Linked DNA regions of Mus musculus: region 2 is linked to region 1. Evidence: chromatin loops called from intact Hi-C (ENCODE). Cell type or tissue: gastrocnemius. All regions are shown on one strand. Links, peaks and the distances in the headings refer to the core of each region. The heading gives the core; the rest is flanking DNA.

Evidence for each region. Hi-C counts contacts between places; a loop is a spot of excess contacts. Peaks named below come from ENCODE experiments on the same cell type or tissue, not always from the same donor. Only the 100,000 strongest peaks of a DNase experiment are listed, where the experiment ranks them.
Region 2: a loop joins it to region 1, with 2.8 times the contacts of the local background. A loop is called at or near these places in 3 of 42 quality-filtered maps.

What each region holds. Positions count from the first base shown.
Region 1 is chr17:46,379,721-46,389,854 of GRCm38, reverse strand. Zfp318 (zinc finger protein 318) reads right to left here and starts at 6,089. Exons shown (of 10, transcript NM_207671.4): 1 at 5,525-6,089; 2 at 2,992-3,143. The coding sequence starts at 6,016. In gastrocnemius, for the core only: CTCF peaks have their summits at 6,038 and 6,243; DNase peaks (open chromatin) are centred at 5,552 and 6,347; H3K4me3 peaks cover 2,567 bases; H3K27ac peaks cover 2,233 bases.
Region 2 is chr17:46,278,296-46,288,429 of GRCm38, reverse strand. Tjap1 (tight junction associated protein 1) reads left to right here and starts at 5,404. Exons shown (of 10, transcript NM_001252474.1): 1 at 5,404-5,470; 2 at 5,991-6,084. In gastrocnemius, for the core only: no CTCF peak of the experiment used is centred there; DNase peaks (open chromatin) are centred at 3,630 and 5,388; H3K4me3 peaks cover 2,083 bases; H3K27ac peaks cover 3,786 bases.

The DNA of each region.
Region 1 (10,134 bases), core at 1,496-9,495:
GAAGGCTGGTAAGGTAAGACCACAATCTTGATAACCTGATGTGCTGGCTACTCTTATGTTAACTTGACACAAACTAGAGTCATGAGATGAGGAACTTCAATTAAGAAAATGTCGGCAGTGGTGGTGCATGCCTTTAATCCCAGCACTTGGGAGGCAGAGGCAGGAGGATTTCTGAGTTTAAGGCCAGCCTGGTCTATAGAGTTCTAGGACAGCCAGGACTACACAGAGAAACAAAGTCCTGGCTAAGCAGACTAAAATCAAGACATTAGGAGCAAGTCAGTAAGTAATGCCCTTCCATGGTCTCTACATCAGGTCCTGCCTACAGTTTCCTACTCTGTTTGAGTTCCTGTCCTGACTTCCTTCAGTGATGGACTACAATTTGGAAAGATAAGCCAAGTCCTTTCCTTTTCAATTTTGCTTTTGGTCATGATGTTTCATCATAATAGAAATCCTAAGTCACTTGGCTGTTACCTAAAAACCTAATTAACAAGACTTGACAGATTCAATAAAAGAGAAAAAAAAATTAACATGGTCTATTAGAAATAAAGATTTTATTTAAAAAAGTGTGTGTTTCTGTGTCTGTGCACAGCTATGTGCACCTGAGTACAGGTGGTGTTGAAGGCCAGATGTGGGCACTGGATTCCTTGGAACTGGACTTACAGGTCTGTATTTGGTTTTGAGTTGCTGGAAATGGGTTCTAGAAACTGAACTCCTGTCCTCTGCAAGAGCAGCCAAGTGGTTTTAACCACCAAGTCATTTCTCTAGCCCTGAAAATGGTCTATTCAATTAGCCGAAGACTAGACCCACCATCAGGAAACATAACGAATATGCTAATGGCGCTACAACCTGATTTTACTGGACACTAATCCATACAAAAAGTAATCACACCTGGCAGTATGGTGCACTCCGAACTCTGAGTTTGAGGTCAGCCTGGTCTACAAAGTTCCGGGATACCTAAGGCTACACAGAAAAACCCTGTCCTGAAAAAACAACAACAAAAAAAGTAACCACAAACACGCAGGTGATAAAAATATAAAAAAACAACCCAACAGTTCTCATGTAGACCCTTATCTCACTTTCTCTAAAACACATGATTCTGGAAGCATTATAGTTCTAAACATTTTATGAGGAAAATTAACTTTTTATTACTTAAAAAGAGAGTTGTTGCCAGGCAGTGGTGGCGCATGCCTTTAATCCCAGCACTTGGGAGGCAGAGGCAGGCGGATTTCTGAGTTCTAGGATAGCCAGGGCTATACAGAGAAACCCTGTCTCAAAAACAAAAACAAAACAAAACAAAATGAGAGGTGGGGGAGGTTAGTTATCAGAAGCATATACCCATAACAAAGAGGAAATACAGTCTAAGTACCACAAAAACCAGCAAGGAAGGAAGAGACTCACACCCTGTACCATCACCCCGGGGAGTCCACCTACTCAATCATCTCCCAAAATAGAAGCAGACGGAAGGGCAAGAACCATTGACTCAATTAGGATCCAGTCAGATACCTCGAAGCTCAACCTTCAGAAGTTTCTGTGCTATATGACTGTCCTCCCTTGCTTCACTGCACCCATAGCCAGTGGAGCTTAAAGTAAATATCACTATCCTCAGATTTCCAGCCCAGCTGTGCCTATCTGCCTGCCTGTACACTATACAACACTCAACAATGCCTGTAACAAACACTATTTCCTTGATTGATTACTATGAGTTACTTATGAAAACTCCACTGTGTTAGACAGAGATTTTGACAGACATGCTAAGATGGAGAACAGGCTGTCCTGCACTCCCATCCATACCTTTTTCCTTTTGTGAGGTAATAAAGTTATTTAATCCTCATATATAACTTTTAGTAATTAAGGTCTACATTCAACACTGTATAGTTTACTTTTCCTTAGCACTCAAGAACTGTAAGCAGTAATCACACAAAAACCTTAAAGATCTCTAGCTTTCTATTACTGCTTCATACATTTAATATACACACATGCATTATTTACTTAAATGCTTTCAGGATCTATATTCTGGCCTGAATATGCTAAAAAAAATCATTAAAAACTAATTTTGGCCAGGCGTGGTGGTGCACGCCTTTGATCCCAGCACTCAGGAGGCAGAGGCAGGCAGATTTCCAAGTTCGAGGCCAGCCTGGTCTACAAAGTGAATTCCAGGACAGCCAGGGCTACACAGAGAAATCCTGTCTCAAAAAACAAAAACAAAACAAAAACAAAGCTAATTTTGTAGTTGAATGTTGGGGTCATGCTTGTAATCTCAGCATTCAGGAAGCAGAGCAGGAAGATTTTTGTTGAGTTCCAGGTCAGCCAGCCAGGGCTACACACACTGTCCCATACCTTAAAAAAGCCAAGTAGACTACCACAAGCCTTTAATCCCAGCACTGGGAAGCAGAGGCAGAACTCTGTAAGTTCAAACTCATCCAGGGCTATAGTAAAATTAAATCCTCCATCAATAAGAAAACTTTAAACATTGTATACAGTGGGGCCTATGCCTTTAATCCCAGCACTTGGGAAGCAGAAGCAAGAGGATCTCTGAGGCCAGTCTGGTCTACCGACTGAGTTTCAAGACAGACAGGATACACAGAGAAACCCTCTCTTTAAAAAAAAAAAGAAGAGGAGAAGGAGGAGGGAGAGGAAGAAGAAGAGGAAGAGGAGGAGGGAAAAAAAAGAGACTTTCCATTTTGTCCAAAACCTTCATTGTATAAGGGGATCTTTTTAGATTTTAATCCAATATTTGATTTATGTTCCCTTAGCTTCTCTTTCTACTTGTACCATGATGTTCTTTTTCTAGCATACATTATATTCAGAAACAGAATCTATATCAACATACTCTTCCCACTCAGAAAGCCTTTTCCAGTGTTCTATCTTCCACTGGACACAGATACTGTTTGACTTCAGTGCTGGCACCAACTTTCAGATACATCACTCAGAAAACAACAATATTCTGCCTTCCAGAGCAAGTATGGTGCACCTGCCATAGCTGAAGCCTACCTGTCCATGTCCTGCAGACCATCCACTGGAGATCCCAGCCGGTCACTGAGCCGCCGCCGCTCTGGTGTGCTAACACAGAAGTGGTCATTGCCAACTGTGATCCTTAAACTCTCCTCCAAAGAAGAATCAGAACACAGACCAGGAGAACGTCTCTACAAAAAGTTAAAACAAAAGTGAAAACATGAACACATCTCTATGCCCAAAATGTTCTCCTTACTTATAAAATTGTTGTCTATCACGGTAAGGGACCATTCTACAATAAAAAAGAATTTAGAAGTTTCCTTAAGAGGAAAAAAATCTCTTGAGACAGTTTCTGTATAGCCCTGGCTGTCCTAGAATTCACTCTGTAGACCAGGCTGGCCTTGAACTCAGATCCACCTGCCTCTTGTTTCCCCAGTGTAAAGGCGTGCACCACCACCCTGAGAGAGGAGAGGGTGAGTTTATATTCTCCACTCATTCCTAAAAATTGTCCACTGTGTAGCAGAGGCTACACAGAAAGATTCTGTCTCAAAAAACCAAAGGGGGGGGGTGGGGAAACAGGACCTCTTTTTGTATGAAACATGGGAATAGCCAAGTAAAAATCCTGGCTCTCAGGACATAGACACACACACATTCACACACACACACACATATATGTCTAACTAAAGGAGAAGAGGCAAAACCAATTATGTTTTAAGTACTTTAAAAGACAAGGAAAAGGAGGGATCACTCAAAAGAAGATGATTAGAGGTAGTATTTCTGGGATGCTGCTACTAAATCGAAGGCACATAGGTCCTTCAAAGAAAAGCACATGTTTCAGGCCAAAGGAAACAGCTCAGGAATGAATCAGTATGCTTTGGGTAACAGAAAAGAGGCCAGGACAGCTGCAGCAATGTCACAGAGAAAAGAGAGACAAAATTAGGAAATTTGGATTTGATAATGTGATAAGAGGCACAGGAGGGTTTCAAGCATTAAAGTCATGTGAGCCAACTACAATTTCCCTCCTGATGCTTGGACTACTTGATCTCTTATCTCTTACGGTCTTAATCAAAGACTCACTTCTCATGAGGCTTTTTTCCTTGAAATTGTAACTTGATTTTGGTTTTAGCCCTTAATCACATTGAACACACCACGGAATTTCTAACTTCATCTATTTATCGTAACTGTATCTAATTCATGGCAGATGCTCAATAGATGCTTATTAAATGTATAAAATGAAGGCTGAAAATCAGTGTGGAGGCTCCAGTTAAGAGTGAGTTCCTCCAAAGGACCAGGCACTCAACCATCTTGCTGACAACCATCTCCAAGGAATCCAAAGCCTCCACAACATCTGCACTCCCACATATATACCTCATTCACAGGTACACCTGAACACACACTATTCAAAATATTTTTAAAAATCAATTTGATGGCTGAACACAGAAAAGATAAATGGTGAGTAGCAAGGCTCAATTACGAAGAAGGCAACTGTACCAATCTGAGGAAGAGGCAGCAGGGCCTTCAGAGTGGTGAGAGATGACAGGATAGCCTGGGGGCTTCCCTTGAAGCATGAGGTAAATGTTCGGGTGGTAAGAGAAAGCATTTTCCTATGGGACGGAGAACTGGAGCTGGAGTGAGTACAGCACCCAGAAGGGGGAGGCTGCAGTATTCTACTCGATTCCTCTCTAGTGAGGGCTTTGAGAAGTCTTCACAATGTGACAAATCAGTTTATGACCAGAACACTAGGGCACTGTAGTGCCAGCTGAGGGGTCACTATCACACCTGCACCTTTATTTAAAATTAGGATGCTAAGATTCCAAATCGGGTTTTACAGTTTTGTAAGCCCTACTGAGTACTACTCAGCTACACCCACCACAACCATAAATTAATCCCACATTTTGTCCCTCCAGCAGCAGCACATTTTAACATGTAAAATCGCAGGCTGTGAGAATCCAACATGTGAGCTGAACCACAGCTCCATCACTTGTGTGTCACCTTGATCAAGCTACTTAAACCTCTCTGAGCTGGTTCCTTGGCTGTGATAACACCTATTGCTATTGCTTTACCTCAAGGGACCGTGAGCCCTAAAAGATTGCTGGTAGCTGCTCTTGTGTCTCTAGCTGATGGCAGCAATCACAATGATTGATTATGCACACCTCTCGTCGGAATAACAGCTATAACTGAGACTCCATGACAGCTAAAGCATCCAGTCTGCTTTGGTTCAAGCTTTCCTCACTGGCCACCAGGCATTTCAGATGTTCTGCTAAACTCGGGCCTTAAAGCAACGAATTTGATCAAACCCAAAGGGAAACGCCAAAGCGCCAGTCAGTATGGATGAAATGCCCCTCGCCTTGGAGAACTTTTCCACATAGCAAGAGCGAAAGCCTCTTCCCCCTAGAAACCGGGCGTCCTGTTCTGTTCCAACACGGGTGACCGAACGGGTCCCGGGTCCGTTATTGTGTAAAGGAGGCACCCAGGACTGTCAGGGAGCGGGGAAGACTCGGACATTCGGACTCTGGCCTGAGGGCCCGGGGGCTGGGGACATGGGGGCAACATGGGCGAAGGGTGGGATTACCCGACTGCCGCCGCCGCCGCCTGGATGGTCTCCGCGGCCGTCCCGGGCGAAGTCGGCGCGGGACTCGCCTCGAATGCTGCCTCGGAAGCCACCCAGGCCAGGTGGGTAGTGTCGCCGGCTCCGCGGTGGCGACGGGGAGCCGCGACGGGCGCGCGGCGGGGACGGGGAGCCACGACGACCCCGCGGAGGGGATGGCGAGGCCCGGCGGCCGCGGGTCGGAGACGGTGAGGCCCGGCGGCCGCGGGGCGGGGACGGGGAGCCGCGACGACCCCGAGGCGGGGACGGCGAGGCCCAGCGGCCGCGGTGGCCTGAGGGCGAGCGGTGGCGGCGGGCGGGGAGCCGCAGCGAGGAGCAAGAGGGCGGCGGCGGCGACGAGGGGCGGCGTGTGGGGCCTGAGGAGGCGCCCACGGGACGGCCCGGCGGAGGGCCGCTCGCGCTGCCGTCTTTCGACCGGTGCGAAGAGACGGAGGAGCGGGAGCCACTGCGGTACATGGCTACCGGGAGCGCCGCGGACGCCGCTCGGGAGCGTGCCGCCACAGCCGCAGGCACCGCCGCCGCGGACACCGCAGCGCGCCGCCCTCGCGGACGGAGCGGCCCCCTCCCCGCGGCCCCGCCCCACCGGCCAGCGGTTGGAGGGCGCGGGTACGCGCCGACACGCCACACCCCCTCGTCCTCCCAGGCTCTCCCGCGGCTGGACGCGGAGAGCGGCCTCAGGAGCCGGGAGCCGTGGGGCGGAGCGCTGAGCCTGCGCGAGCACCAGGGGCGCGCGCCCTGAAGTGCGCAGGCCCCGCCTTTCGGCCCCGCGCAAAATGGCGACCGGCGAGCCGCCCACCCCCTACTCCCCCGGAGACCACGTGATGCAGAGAGACCACCCCTCTCCTCCTCCCGGCGCGGTGGGCGGGGCCGGAGAGCCCGGTGAGTGGGCGGGGCCAGGTTGTAGCGGAGGCCTCAGTAGCTTGGTTCCCAGGCTCCTGGAGCGTGCGTGCCCATAGCAATCCACCTGCTTTACAGAAATGATTATATATAGTGAGAAAGCAAACGACCCCCTACACTCACACCTAAACCCTGTCAGAAGCTACGAACCTCAACGAGTGTCCATCCCTTTTCCCCCAGAGGAAGCTTGACGTAGTCGGGTAACTTTCCAGTCCAATAACTTATAGAGGTTTAAATCGAGAAATGAGAAAGTACAGAAAAGTGAAAGTCAAACACAACAGACATCAGTAAAATTTCCAGATGTTCTAGCCAAGCATTACAGTAAAATGGTGGTGAAGGCCACTGTCGGAGCAACCCATACCGTGACAGGCCTGGCAAGTGTTTTGAGATATCAGTGGTGCAGAAACACATGGAGGCAAAAACTCATACACAGAAAATAGAAATAAATGTTTAAAAAGAAAAAGACAAGACCCTAAGGGTCAGTCAAAACATAGGAAAATAGGGCCTGGGTAGAGATGGCTCCGGAGGTCTTTTTTCTAGCACCTTCGTGGTAGTTCACAACCATTTGGGGCTCCAGTTTCAGAGGATCTCACACCATGAAAAAACCAAAAGTGAGGAAATATGTTGAACCTAGACAATAGCTTCATATTTTTCACCAGCTAAACATAAATCTTGAATTTGTGTAAAAATCACATTTCTGAGCCAGGCATTGGTGGCACAAACTTTTTAATCCTAGTACTCAGAGGCAGAATCAGGCAAATCTCAGAGTTCAAGGTCAACCTGGTCTACAGAGAGAATTCCAGGGCAGCCAGGGCTATACTGAGAAACCCTGTCTCGAAAAACAAAAAACAAAAACAAACAAACAAACAAAAAACACCAAAAAACAAGAATCAGATTTCTGAAAAGAAAAAAATATGACTTTGTTAATTTGTTTTTAAATTATGTTTAAAATATAAGCCGATTTGCTTATTTATAAATGTCATAAGCTTCCTATTTCAGAATAAAAATCTTGCTTCTGTCCCTTTTTTTTTGAGAGTCAGGTTTCACTATGCAGCCTTAACTGGTCTGGAATTTCCTATGTAGATCAGGCTAGCCTTGAAGTCATGGACCTCCCACCTGGCACCAGTATAAAAATGTTACCAGCTGTATTCCCTTACACTTGTTTGCTTTATCCTATATTATTGATATAATTTGTAAATATACGTTATTTTGATGAAAAAGCTAATCTACCAGAGGTATGTGCCCTGTCTTTATTATACTACCTATGTATGTATTTAGTTATCTCCATCTACTTTAGTAGACGAGGAAAGATAAATCACTATGTATATTTAGTTGAAGTCAATGCTTATTGTACATACTAGGGTCTCAGTTGCCTGAGGCTTGTCTCAAACTCAGTATGTATCAGAGGATGTCTTTGAACCCCTAATCCTCTGATTCTACTTCCTAAGTGCTGGGAATATAGATATGGAGTACCATTATTTAGAACCAAAATTAATACTTTTTTTCCTTTTTTTTTGTTTTTTTTTTTTTTTTGTTTTTTCAAAATGGTTTTTCTGTGTAGCCCTGGCTGTCCTGGAACTTGCTCTGTAGACCAGTGCTGGGATTAAGGGTTTATGCCACCACTGTCTGGCCAGAATCAATACATTTTAAATTGGGATTTGCTGTTCTAGTATTAACATTGTCTCCTATGTCTTTCTCCAATAATAAAGTGTTTAGGGGGGAGGTCCCCTTGTGGGTGGGACCATCTCTGGGCTGGTAGTCTTGGTTCTATAAAAGAGCAGGCTGAGCAAGCCAGTAAAGAACATCCGTCCATGGCCTCTGCATCAGCTCCTGCTTCCTGCCCTGCTTGAGTTCCAGTCCTGACTTCCTTGGTGATGAACAGCAATGTGGAAAGTGTAAGCTGAATAGACCCTTTCCTCCCCAGCTTGCTTCTTGGTCATGATGTTTGTGCAGGAACAGAAACCCTGACTAAGATACTTTAAGCAAAGGGCAAGTCTCTCCTTCTTGCCCTCCGTGCCTGCCCTCTGCAGATTAGTCCTGTGCCTCAATGGAAGTCTTTGCAGAGTCCTTTACTTTCCAACACTCTCTGGTATCGTGAACAGTAGTATTATTGCAGCATACAAATGTGCAGTCCAGGGTCCCAAAGCCTCCTGGGCACACACCTGGGTGACCAGGCTTATGAAGTGATTCTCACAGCCTTCCAAAGTTCCAGGCTCAAAACCAAACAAACCTTTAAACTTCCTTTCAGATAACAGCTCCACACTTGACGCCTGGTAAGATCAGGGAGTGGGTTAGACTTCTGTGGAAACTCTTTCTTCCCTGAGTGGAATGGTGGGAGAGGGAATGCAGAATCCAAAGGCAATTCTCCAACACGGTCCTCAGCTCTCCTCAACAGGCTGGATTAGGAACGCCAGGAGGCAGGCCGGTCCCCCATTTCTCACCGTGTCCCTCTGGGATGAAGGGATGGAGAACCCGACATCTACTAAGGGGCTTTCTGCCTTGGAGGCCTGTGCTGAAAGGTCAACGACAACAGGAAAGAATCTAATTAAAACCATCTCCCAGCTGTTGTCTGTCACCGAGTCGATGCATTCTTACTTGTCTTTTGATGAACATGGCTAAGAGCCTTCACACACCGTGGGCTGTCCTGTGGGACCCAAGTCACCTGACGAATCTCCCGTCCCTAATGTGATGATTTCCAGAAGTAGGGTTAGAGAAGGTGTGAAAGGCAAGGTGCTCTCAGTGTGGTTGTGCCTCATCAGAAGAGAAAGAGACATGGAAGTCTGTTGTTCTGCTGTGTGTGGTCACAGAGAAGACAGCCATGCACAAAGGAGAGAAGAAGCCTGAGCTGCTGACACCCCGATGTTGGACCTCTCAGACTCTACAACTATGAGAAGTAACTGTCTTTTACTATTATTTTGAGACAGGATCTTGCTTAGTTCTGGTTGGCTTCAGATTTGTAGCTGAAGATGCCCTTGGATGCCTGATCGCCCTGCCTCCCCAGGGCTTAGGGGTTGGTTACAGGCCTGTAAAGCACACAAGGCCTGAGAGACTGTCATTCTGTAGCCTGGGCAGGCCTGGAACTTACTGTATAGCCCGAGCTGACCTTGAGCTCATCACAGCCACCCTCCTGCTTCAGCCTCCCAAGTACTGGGATTACAGGTGCAAGCTGCCATGTCTTGTTAAATATCTATTATTCAAGCCTCTTGGACTAGGTACATTGTCATAGCATTCTGTTATGGTTTTAATATGAAACTGTCTCCCACAGCATTGCCTTGGAGACAATAGCTTGCCCTCGTCCCTTCCTGCATTCCATTCTCCAGTGCTGTGGTACCGATCTCTTTGTTCTGCCACATTCTTCGTGCCACGATAGACTAAATTGTCTAAAACTGAGGCAAAATGAAAAAAATCCTACCTATGTTATCTCCTCTCAGGTGTCTCTCACAGCAATGAGAGGCCAACCAGCACAGACAATGGGTATCTGAGAAGTCGAGTCAGTAATGGGGTTGTTTGCCTTGACCACGTGGTTCTTAAACCTTGGGAACTGATCTTTCTGGAGGAATTTGGAAATTCAGACTAGAAAAACCATAGACTATTTCATTTAGTGAGTAGTTTTTGTGTGAGCTCAGAAGACCAGAATACTAGCATGACCATGGACAGAAAAGGCTGTATTCATGAGA
Region 2 (10,134 bases), core at 1,132-9,131, 100 kb after region 1:
CACAGCCGCGCGCACACACACACACACACACGTATATGTATGTATATACATTTGAGACAAAGTCTCACATAGCCCAAACTGGTCTCAAACTGTGGATGCCTTTGAACTCCTGGTCGTCCTGCCTGCATCTCCCAGGTAATTACAGGCATGTGCTGTCATTCCTGGCGATAAATGCTAATTTACTGAGAGAATGAATTAATACAAATTAGGGAAAAGCAATGAGCCCTGACCTCACCAAGCTTCTCACAGTCTAAAAGAGGAGCCACACCCTCTCATTTGCCCACATACTCCTAATAAACAGAGGGATAGATGCTCCTGCAGGCTCTGGACCTGGAGGAGTCCTAAGGGCTTGTAGAGCGTGCCTTTGTTCTCACCAAGTTAGGGCAGTTTATCTGCTTGTACTGTCCTGTGTTTCTCTAAGCCAGTTCTAGCCAGTCCAGTAAGGACTTTAGACTTGGGGGGGGGGGGGGCTGAGCCGGTGCTGGGAGGGAGATTATCCAGGAAGTGCATCTCTCAGGGGGCAATCTGCCAGCAGAGGGGCCCTTGAGTCCTACAACAAATGTTGTAAGCAGCCTCCCTCTGGCTGTTTCCTGTTTTCCACCCACCCCCATCCTACCTCTGAAGCATCATCAGAGCCAGCTGTTCAAGAGCTGAAATCCAAGTCCAGCCATTGTTCCCCACTTTTGGCTAGCGCGGCGCGCGCGCGCGCGTGTGTGTGTGTGTGTGTGTGTGTGTGTGTGTGTGTGTGTGTGTGTGTGTTACTGGAACCCATTGTGTGCCTCAAGGACTGTTTTACCTGTTGTGCAAAGTCTTAGGCCCTGGATGTCCTGCTTGGGATACCTGGAATTTCCTGCCCAGGGCACGGGAGGAGGCTGTGTTAGGATGGGTGGATGCTGAGAGCAGGCATGAGTGTTGAGGAGTGATAGGGAAGAGGGGTCTTGCCTGATGACCAGTTGAATATGCTCTTTTTTAAAATGGCAAGAGAAGGACCACTTAGACCCTAAGCATGTTCAGACGCATGTTCACAGACTTGGCAGGACGGGGAGTCACTCATCCAGACAGTGAGGGAAAGGTACAGCAGCACCAAGTGTTCACATGCATGTCTCTGCCACCTGCACTGCCTAAGGTGAATGAGGGGGTGACCCAGGCCCCAGGTGGGAGTGACTCAGCCTCCCTAGCCGCTGTTCCAGGTATCATTCCCGGATGCTTCTGGAACCTGGAGCCCCTTTTTCTGCTTTTCCTGTAGAAACAACTGTTGAGTTTACAAGAGAGCAGAATTTCCAAGGCCAAGTCTCACACACTGACCTGGAGTGGATAGGGGGTGGGGGTTGGGGGTTGGGGGTGGGGGAAGGCCTGCTGATTTGGCAGAGATGGGACAGAATCATCCAGCCTTACTGCTGCCTGCATAGCCAAACAGAATCCATTTCTATCTCTATAAATGTGACTACTAGGTCACTAAAATAACAGCAGTTGTTTGTTTGTTTGTTTATAGTGCTGGGAGCCTCCATCCATTTCTATCTCTATAAATGTGACTACTAGGTCACTAAAATAACAGCAGTTGTGTATTTATTTGTTTATTTATTTATTTATTTATAGTGCTGGGAGCCTCCCATGTGACCAGCAAGTACCCTACTGTTGAGCTACATCCTCTATCCCCTTTTGTGTTTTCTGCTTTAAGTCACGCAAGCTGCCCTTGACCTTGTGATCTGATCTCTGTGCCTCAGGATCCCTAGTAGCTGTGATTTACCGGCCTGTGACACCAGGGTGGGCTCCTGTTGTCCTCGACTAGCTCGCTTACCATAATGTCCCCTAAGTCTGTGTATGCTGTACACACGTGAGGGCCTCACAGCGTAACACAGGCTGAAGCTGTCTATGGAAGCCAGACTGTCCTTGAAATCACCGCGATCTTTCTGCTTCCATCTCTTGGATGTTGACATTACTGAAGACATGTTTAGTCTTCGCTAAGAAAGTCACTTGAAGTGCGCCATACCCAGGTGTGGGCTTGGGCTCCTGGAGGAGCTGTGGCCTCTCTTCATTTCTCCTGCTTTGCTTTTGGCTTTCTTTTGCTGCTGCAATACCTTCATACACAGCTAAAATTATATTTCTTAACCTTCCGACAAACTCAATATCCTAAGGTTGGAAAAAGACAATGTATGTAGCAAAACTTTATGCACCATAGATTTCATTAGAAGGAAGTTAGGAAGGAGCTATGGACAACTGAAACTTTAGGAAATTAACTGATCATTATCTTTTGAAATGATCTTTTTTGTTGGGTTTCAGGTTTTGAGACAGGGGCTCATGGAACTTAGGCTTGTCTTTAACTCTGCGCAGCCTAGAATGCTCTTGATCATCTTGTGCTGTCTCTACTTCCATCCTTCCAGGCCCCTTCTCCCCACCCACGTGGTACAGCTCTAGGGATGCAAGAACACACCTGGCTCTGAAACAATCTTCAATGCCTCTCTGTAGCAGGGAACTGAGCTAATTCAGGTGTTCTCTGTGTCCAACCAACGTCACAAAGAGGGGGTACAGCAGCCTCCTGGATTCAAATTCTGAGCTTGTGATATTATTTATTTACTTATTTTCAAATAAGTTTTCTCTGTACAACAGCCCTTCCTGTCCTGGAACATCGTTTGTAGACCAGGTTGGTCTTGAATGTACACAGATCCACCTGCTTCTGCCTCTAGAGTACTGGGATAAAAGTCGTGCACCACTATCATCTGGCTAAAGGTTTTGTTTATAAACTTTTTTTTTAAGTCAATTTATCTTCATTTTGAGCCTGTGTTATCCTCTCTCAGCAAACGGCACATTTTAAAAGTGCTGAGTGAGCAGTTTAAAGGGAACCGAATGGAGCTGTGTAATGGTCAGGAGCCAGTTTGTCCTGTTTTAGGTGGGAAGGATTGAAACAGGTTCTTAATTATACCAAGTTATAATTGTTATGAAAGCTACCCCCGAGCTACACCTCCAGCCCCTTATTTCGAGTTTCATAAAAAAAAACAAAACAAAACAAAAAAAACTATGTGATCAATTTTATCAGTGTAATCTTGTTTTCGAAACTATATGTGATAGAAGAGCACAGGGGGTGATGGGAAATATAGTGTGGGATTCCAGCAAGGCACTGTGTTGCTTACCGCCAATTGGGGCACTGGGGAGTCAGAGGTCCGTGTACTTCTGAGTTTGAAGCCAGTCTGGTGTTCATAGTGAGTTCCTGGACAGTTGGAGCTATGTAGAGAGACCCTGTTTTGTTTTTGTTGATTTTTTTAAAATAATAAAACAATGCAAACAAAAAAAGAAAAGGATGTGGGACTCTGTCCTCTAGAGACCTGGGATCCTCTGGGAGGTTTTATTTGTGTGTGCTGACTGGGGAGGGTAGTAGAAACCAGCTCACCCAGGGACTGACCCAGCTCCCATCTTGGGCCAGGGAAATGGGACACCTCTGTGCTATGAAATGTTGATGAGCTATAGAGGGGACCTCGCAGGAGTAGCAGATGGAATTCCTGGACGATTGTTCCGGCTGTCACCAGAGAAGACTGGCAGGAAGGAGAGCTGGATAATTTATGGAGGGACAGATGCTGAGGCTTCTCCGGAACCATCTGGTCAAGCGGGGCCTGGGCTTGGGGTAGATTGATGTCTTTAGGTCAGAGCAAACTGGTTGGCCACGAGTCCTCCCTGTTTCCTTTACCTGGCTTCTTCTAGTCCTGGAGTCTTTTCAAAAGGGCCGTGCTCCCTGAGGACACAGAGGCAGACTTCCAGCTGACTCCCCTCTCAGGTTCTCCTTTGTTGCAGGGTTTGGCCTTGCCACCATCCCCGCCAGGGCCCAGAGGTGTCTTGGGGCGGGGGGTGGGGCATGACTCTTCTTTCCCACTGCTAGATTCCAGAATCTTCCAGCCACTCACTTCCAGATCATTTATTGAATAACAAATCTTTACTGAGTACCTACTTTGGTGCAAACAATTTAGACACTAAGGGCACTGTGCTGAATGAGGAAAAAAATTAGGAGTTTTCATGATAGTAGGACAGATGGTCAGTAAACAAAGAAAGATTTAATATGATGTCAGATAATAATGGTCTCCATGTGAGTAAACGTTAAATGAAGCAGTTGGGTGTGTGTGTGTGTGTGTGTGTGTGTGTGTGTGACTGGGATCCTGAATGACCACAGACGTGATCATTTGAACAAGGACACACCTGTTGGTGACTCCCTAGAAGGAGAACATTCCAGCCACAGGAAACAGAAAGCCGGAAGCCTCAACATGCTTAGCAGGCCCCAGGAAAACCTGCTGCCTAACCACTGTTGTGGGCTGTGCACCTGCTATGGGACATCCACACGTGCTCTTTGACTTGAAGAGACGTTAGGGCAAAGGGACGCAGCAAGTAAAACAACAACTCTGGAACCGGAGAGGTGCTCAGCCGTGAAGAGCATCTGCTGCCCTTGCAGAGGACCCAAGGTCAGCTCCCAGCACCTACATGGTGGTTCACAACTGCCTATAACTCCATTTCCCGGTGATGCCATACCCTTTTCTGACCTCTACAGGCTCCTGCATGCACATACAGAGACGTGGGCACATACACATAAAGTAAACTCATAAATAATTATGGTACAGGATATCTGTTATAAAGTTCGGTGTAACTAGTTAGAGCCGTCTAGTAAAAGGAGCTTCAAAGAGAAGGCTTTTTGGAAGCGTTGACAGTTTAAGAATGGCAACTGAAAACTGGGCCTACCGTCTAATACCCGTAATACCAGGTGCGTCTCGATGCTTGCCTGGGCTACATAATGAATTTGAAGTCAGCCTGGGCTGACTCTCCCCTCCCTCCAAAAACAGTATAAAATTGACCTCCTGAGTGGAGGAACTGGATTGCAGATCTCAAGGCTTGATTTTCTGATAACACAAGACAATTTAAGAACCTGAAGACTTTTGGGAGAGGTGGGAAGCACGGTTGAAAAGGGTGGTAGAGACTGGGTCGTGCGTTATCTTCCGTTGAGATGAAAAGCTGGCATTTTCCTTTGCCTTGTGTGGCACCCTGAAGTCAGAAGCCAGAGGCTCTCTGTGAGTTCAAGGTACAAAGTGAGTTCACATTCCAAGGCCAGCCAATGAGGCCTGATGGGTGGGAGTGGCAATGAGAGTCGGGGTACGTGGAGGGGTGTGTTGGTATTTTTCTTTGTATACGAAGCATCTTGTATTTTTTAAGCGTTGTTCTCTATTTTTTCCCACAGTACCAGCCTTTTCCCCTTTCTCACTGTTGAGTCCTACTTCCAACACCGACTTCCTTCTTCCCTTACCAGGTCTGCAAAGGAGGAGATTCCCACTTTCCCAGCATCACCAGGAGTCCTAACGCTTTACCCCGAGGCCCCGCCCCCAGGCCCGCCCCTCCGATGACGCACGGCGCCCGGTGCGTGGGGATTCCCGCGGTCCAGGCCCCTACCCGGCCTGCCCCGCGGCAAGATGGCTGCCTGAAGGAGAGGCCCCGGCAGAAAGTTTGTTGTGGGATTTTTGAGTAGTCGCGCTGGGTGGCGAGAGTTGAGGGGGTTTGCGGAACTCTAGCATGGAGTAGAGATGGAGGGAGGGAACAGCTCCGAGGTGGAGAACTAGGATGCCAGGATGGAGGAGGGTTGGAGGCGGAAAGAAAAAAAAATGCCGATGGGGGCGGAGGGGAGGGAGCCTGGAATTTGGTGGCAGCCCTAGGGGAGGAGATGGGGCGGGGGTGGGGGGTAGCCAGAAATAGGTGTGGTTCGGCTTCTGGAGGAGCAATCGCTCACGGATTGAAAAAGTTACTTCTCTCAGAGTAAGGAAGCCTGGAGCGCGAGGCAGAGGCCTGACTCCCCCAGGCCGGTGGGAGGGGAGATGGCTCTCGTAGTCGGGAAGGGGTAGGAGTGAGATGTGGAGCGTGCAGGGCGGGTCTCCCAAGGAGGGGACCGAAGCCAGTCGTGTGACCCTCTTCCAGGCTTAGATTAGCCTTACCCATAGCCCCTATAGCAACGTCTGCCCCCATTTCAGCTTGAAGACCCAAGGGCCCCAGGGACTGGAAGAAATCACATTGCCTGCTTGGAAAGAAGAGGTAGCAACTTGCCCCAGCCCAACCCCAGAGCGGGTAAGATGGTTTGCAGAGGCAGGGTTTTGAGCGATAATCTCCCTGGGAGAGGATCCATGGATTTGGTGAATCAGTTAATCCGAGAAGTTTGCTTGCTCTTCTACAGAGGTTTTTGTTTTTTGTTTTTTTGTTTTTTGTTTTGACTGTGATCTTTAGTTGGTGTTTGGTAAGACTGCTGGCTACCTTGTGGGAGCTGGTGTAGAGTTGAGTGTTGCTTGCCTTCAGCTGTATAAACAACTCTGGGCAAGTAGACGGTCCACTAAAAATAGTCTTCCTTTCTTAATTGTTTTGTTTATTGTTTTTTGAGATAGGGTCTCACAGGGTAGCTCTTCCTGGCCTGGAACTCTCTATGCAGAGTGAGCTGAAAGTATTCTGGCGGATTCTTGTCACAAAGCAGCTCCCTGTTTGTGTTACCATGTCTTCTTCCATTTTCCCCCTCAAGTTGTCAAATGTGCCATTCTGCCTGGAAGTAGTAGACCTGCGGTGGGTGGCAGACGATGGGGAGTCACAATCAACTTTCTGATGGGGTTCACCGACGTTTAGGTCATTTCTATGAGCAGCTCCCGAATTCACTCCTGGTGCATGTCTGCTTTGGCATTTTTTTTTCCTTTTTGGTAAGAAGATGTTATTGGTGTTCCTTGGTTGTGGCCTGGGGGAGCTGTGTCCCAGGTGAGGGAAAGTCGGGCTAGGACTCAGATGAGCTTCCATGGGCAGGGGTCAGTGTGACCTGGGGAAAGTTGTGAACACTCTTTATCCCTGACAATCCCCCATAAACATGTCACTTTGCAGCTGTATTGGTGAGCTAGAGGCAGGAAAAATTACAGAACGTGCCCTTTTCTGGTTAGCATTCTCTTCATCTTTTCTATGTGCTTTAGCAGATCTCATTTAAAAAAGAAAAGGCAATCTCTGTACTCAGAGGGAGCCTGGTCTTCCATGTAGTGAACTTACTGCTGGAGAGAAAGGGGCCTGAAGGCTGAGAGTATTAATACAGTCTTCACTATGTTGCTGCCCCGGGGCAGATAGAGTTGTGAGCCTGCCTCTGACATTTGAGGTTTTTGTTGTTGTTAGTGGGGTTTTTTTGTTTTGATTTGTTTTGTTTGTTTGTTACTGTTTTTGAGTCAGGGTCTTACTGTGTAGTTCTGGCTGGCCTAGAACTCTTCAGGCTGACCTTAAACTCATGAACACACAATGCCTAGCTTAGTTTATTTTAAATATTGTAATTAAAGTATTTTTATTTTATGTTTGTGAGTGTTTTGGCTGCAGATATATTTGTATACCAGATGTGTGCCTAGTGCCCATGAAGGCCAGAAGAGGTATCCTATCCCTTGGATCTGGAGTTCCAGATGGTGATAAGGTGCCATGTAGGCGCTGGGAATTGAACCCACTTCTAGAAGACCAGCTAGTGCCCTTAACTGCTAAGCCATTTCTCATGGGTTTGTGTGTGCCTGAGTATGTATGTGCACCATGTGTTTTCAGGAGCTCTCAGACTGCAGAAAGGGGCATCTGAGAGCTGCCTTATGGGAACTGAACCCAGGTCTTCTGCAGAACAGTAAACACGCTTAATTGCTGAGCATTCTCTCCAGCCCCCAATTAGCTTTTTTGTTTTTTAAGAAGACAGTTTCACTCTGACCCAGTCTAGCCTCGAACCCATTGTAAAACTCAGGCTGGTCTTGAACTTAATGGCCGTTCATTTCCTGATGTGTCTTCCTCCAGGTTGCTGGGATTATAGACATAAATGACTGTGGCCAGCTTGTGAGGTTTTTTTTTTTGGTCTGTTTTTCTCTTTTCTTCTTTGAGGCAGTTTTGCTGTATTGCCTGGGCTAACCTCAGACTCTGGGGCTCGAGTGATCCTTCTACATCAGCATCTCAAGTAGCTGGGTCTACGGGAGTGCAGCACTGTGCCCGGTGGAATCAGCTTTCTTATTAAAGTGTATGTGGGGGCCTGCTTGTGTGTGATGAGTGGATCGGGAGGTCTGGCTTTGTCGAGATGCTCTCACTAATCATGTCTTGTTCGCTGCATGCATATTCCTACCACCAAACGTTCACTCGAGGCGGAGGCCTTCAGTCAGAGCCGCTAGTCTAGCTGCAGTGTGCCCAGGGGCTCAAGGACTGAGGAGATTCAGCTTCAGATTCCTTTCTAGAAGTTTGGGAACCCTTTTTCTTTTCCCCCTGAAGAGAATTTGTGTGTATGGTTCCTTGGGAATTGTAATCAGTTAGAATTGTGTGATAGCCAGGCACGGTAGCACACACCTATAATTCTAGCATGCAGGAGGCTGAGGAAAGAGGATTGGTAGTTTGAGGCCAGCCTTGTCTACATAGACCCTGTTTCTGAGGAAAGAAGAGAAAGAGAGAGAAAAAAGGGGGAAAAGAGCAGTACGTTGAATGTTGAGCAGCTAAGAGAATTGAGCTGGTATACACTAGTGACTTTAGTATTCGACCATGGAGGCAGAAGGATCAGGAGTTCGAAACTGTCCTTAAGTTACATAACGTATTTGAGGCTAGCCTAGGCTACTTGGAACCTGTTTCAAAAACAAAAGAACAAAAACTGATACACAGAGCTAGCTTGCTAGTTGGATCCCAACTGTGGCTGTTTGACTTACCTATCTATCTTTCTTTCTTTTTTTTTGGTTTTTAGAGACAGGGTTTCTCTGTATAGCCTTGGCTGTCCTGGAACTCACGCTGTAGACCAGGCTGGCCTTGAACTCAGAAATCCGCCAGCCTCTGCCTCCCGAGTGCTGGGATTAAAGGCGTGCGCCACCACTGCCCGACTTGTTTGACCTTTCTTAATTGCATAGTTCTATGCACCTCAGTTTCTCATTGCTCAGTGGAGGTAGTAAGAGTACCTATCTCATATGTGTTGTAAAGGTTCATGAATGTGCTTCAACTCTCCCTGACGCCTGATAAAATACTGTTATGCTCGTCGGATCCCTGCGATTGGCCCTGTGATTGATGGAGGATTTGTACCGGTGGGCTGCTAGCCTGATGCTACAAAGATGCAGTGCCACCTTTTAAGCTGCGTAAGGCGATGTCAGGATGCTGAGGCTGGAAGTTTTTGTCTTTGCTGGGGAGCAGGAATACTGAGGACGTTCTCTTCTGGAAGCACTCTGCGTGCAATAGCTACTTTTTTGAGTAGCAGATATATGAAGAAGATCTGCTGTTTACCGTCCTATTTCACAGATAAAGAAATGAAGTACAGTGGTTGAGTCATTTATTCAAGGATCCCCAGTTAGTAAGTGGCAGGGCCCTGCAGGATGTGAACTCAGGATAACTTGTTTCAGCAATTGAATGAACTAGTTTATTTGGATATATATGTAATATGTGTGTGTGTGTGTGTAATAAGTTAAAAAAATTGTTTTGGGGCTAGGCCTTGTGTACATCTTTATTCCTGGTACTCAAGAGGCAGAGGCAGTTGGATCTCTGTGGTTTTGAGGCCAGCCTGGTCTACTTAGCAAGTTCCAGGCCAGCCAGGGCTGCATAGTCATCATCATTACTATTTTTAAAACTATTTGTTTTGTTTTTAATTAGAAGGTAGAGGTGACGATCATCCTGGACTAGAGTTACGCGTGGTTGTGAACCACTTGCTGTGCCTTCTGGGACTTGAACTCTGGAAGAACAGTACATACCCCTAACTGCTGAGAGAACCTCTCTAGCCCCTCCCCACTCAGGCATTTGTATTTATGTGACGTTACCTTTTTTGTGGCCCAGCTAGCCACAGCCTCCTGTGCTCATTGATAGGTGGTTCTGAACCCTTGGCCTTCACATAGGCTAGGCATGTACTCCACCCAACTGAATCCCCAGTGCCTCCTGGGTTTTAAAGTTGATCCCTTCGCCTCAGCTTCCAGGGTGGCCGCACCGCGGGCATGGCGTATGTGCAGTTAATTTAGATATGCCTAGAGGAGACCTGTCTCTTGTTTGCTTCACTGTCTCCCTCAGTTCGTGTTTGCCTGTCCTGTTGGCTCCGTATACACCCATGGGAGACGGAGTTTGGGTGTATAGACATCTTTTCTGGGACTCTGCCCTTACCTTCTGTTTACTCTTAGAAATAATACA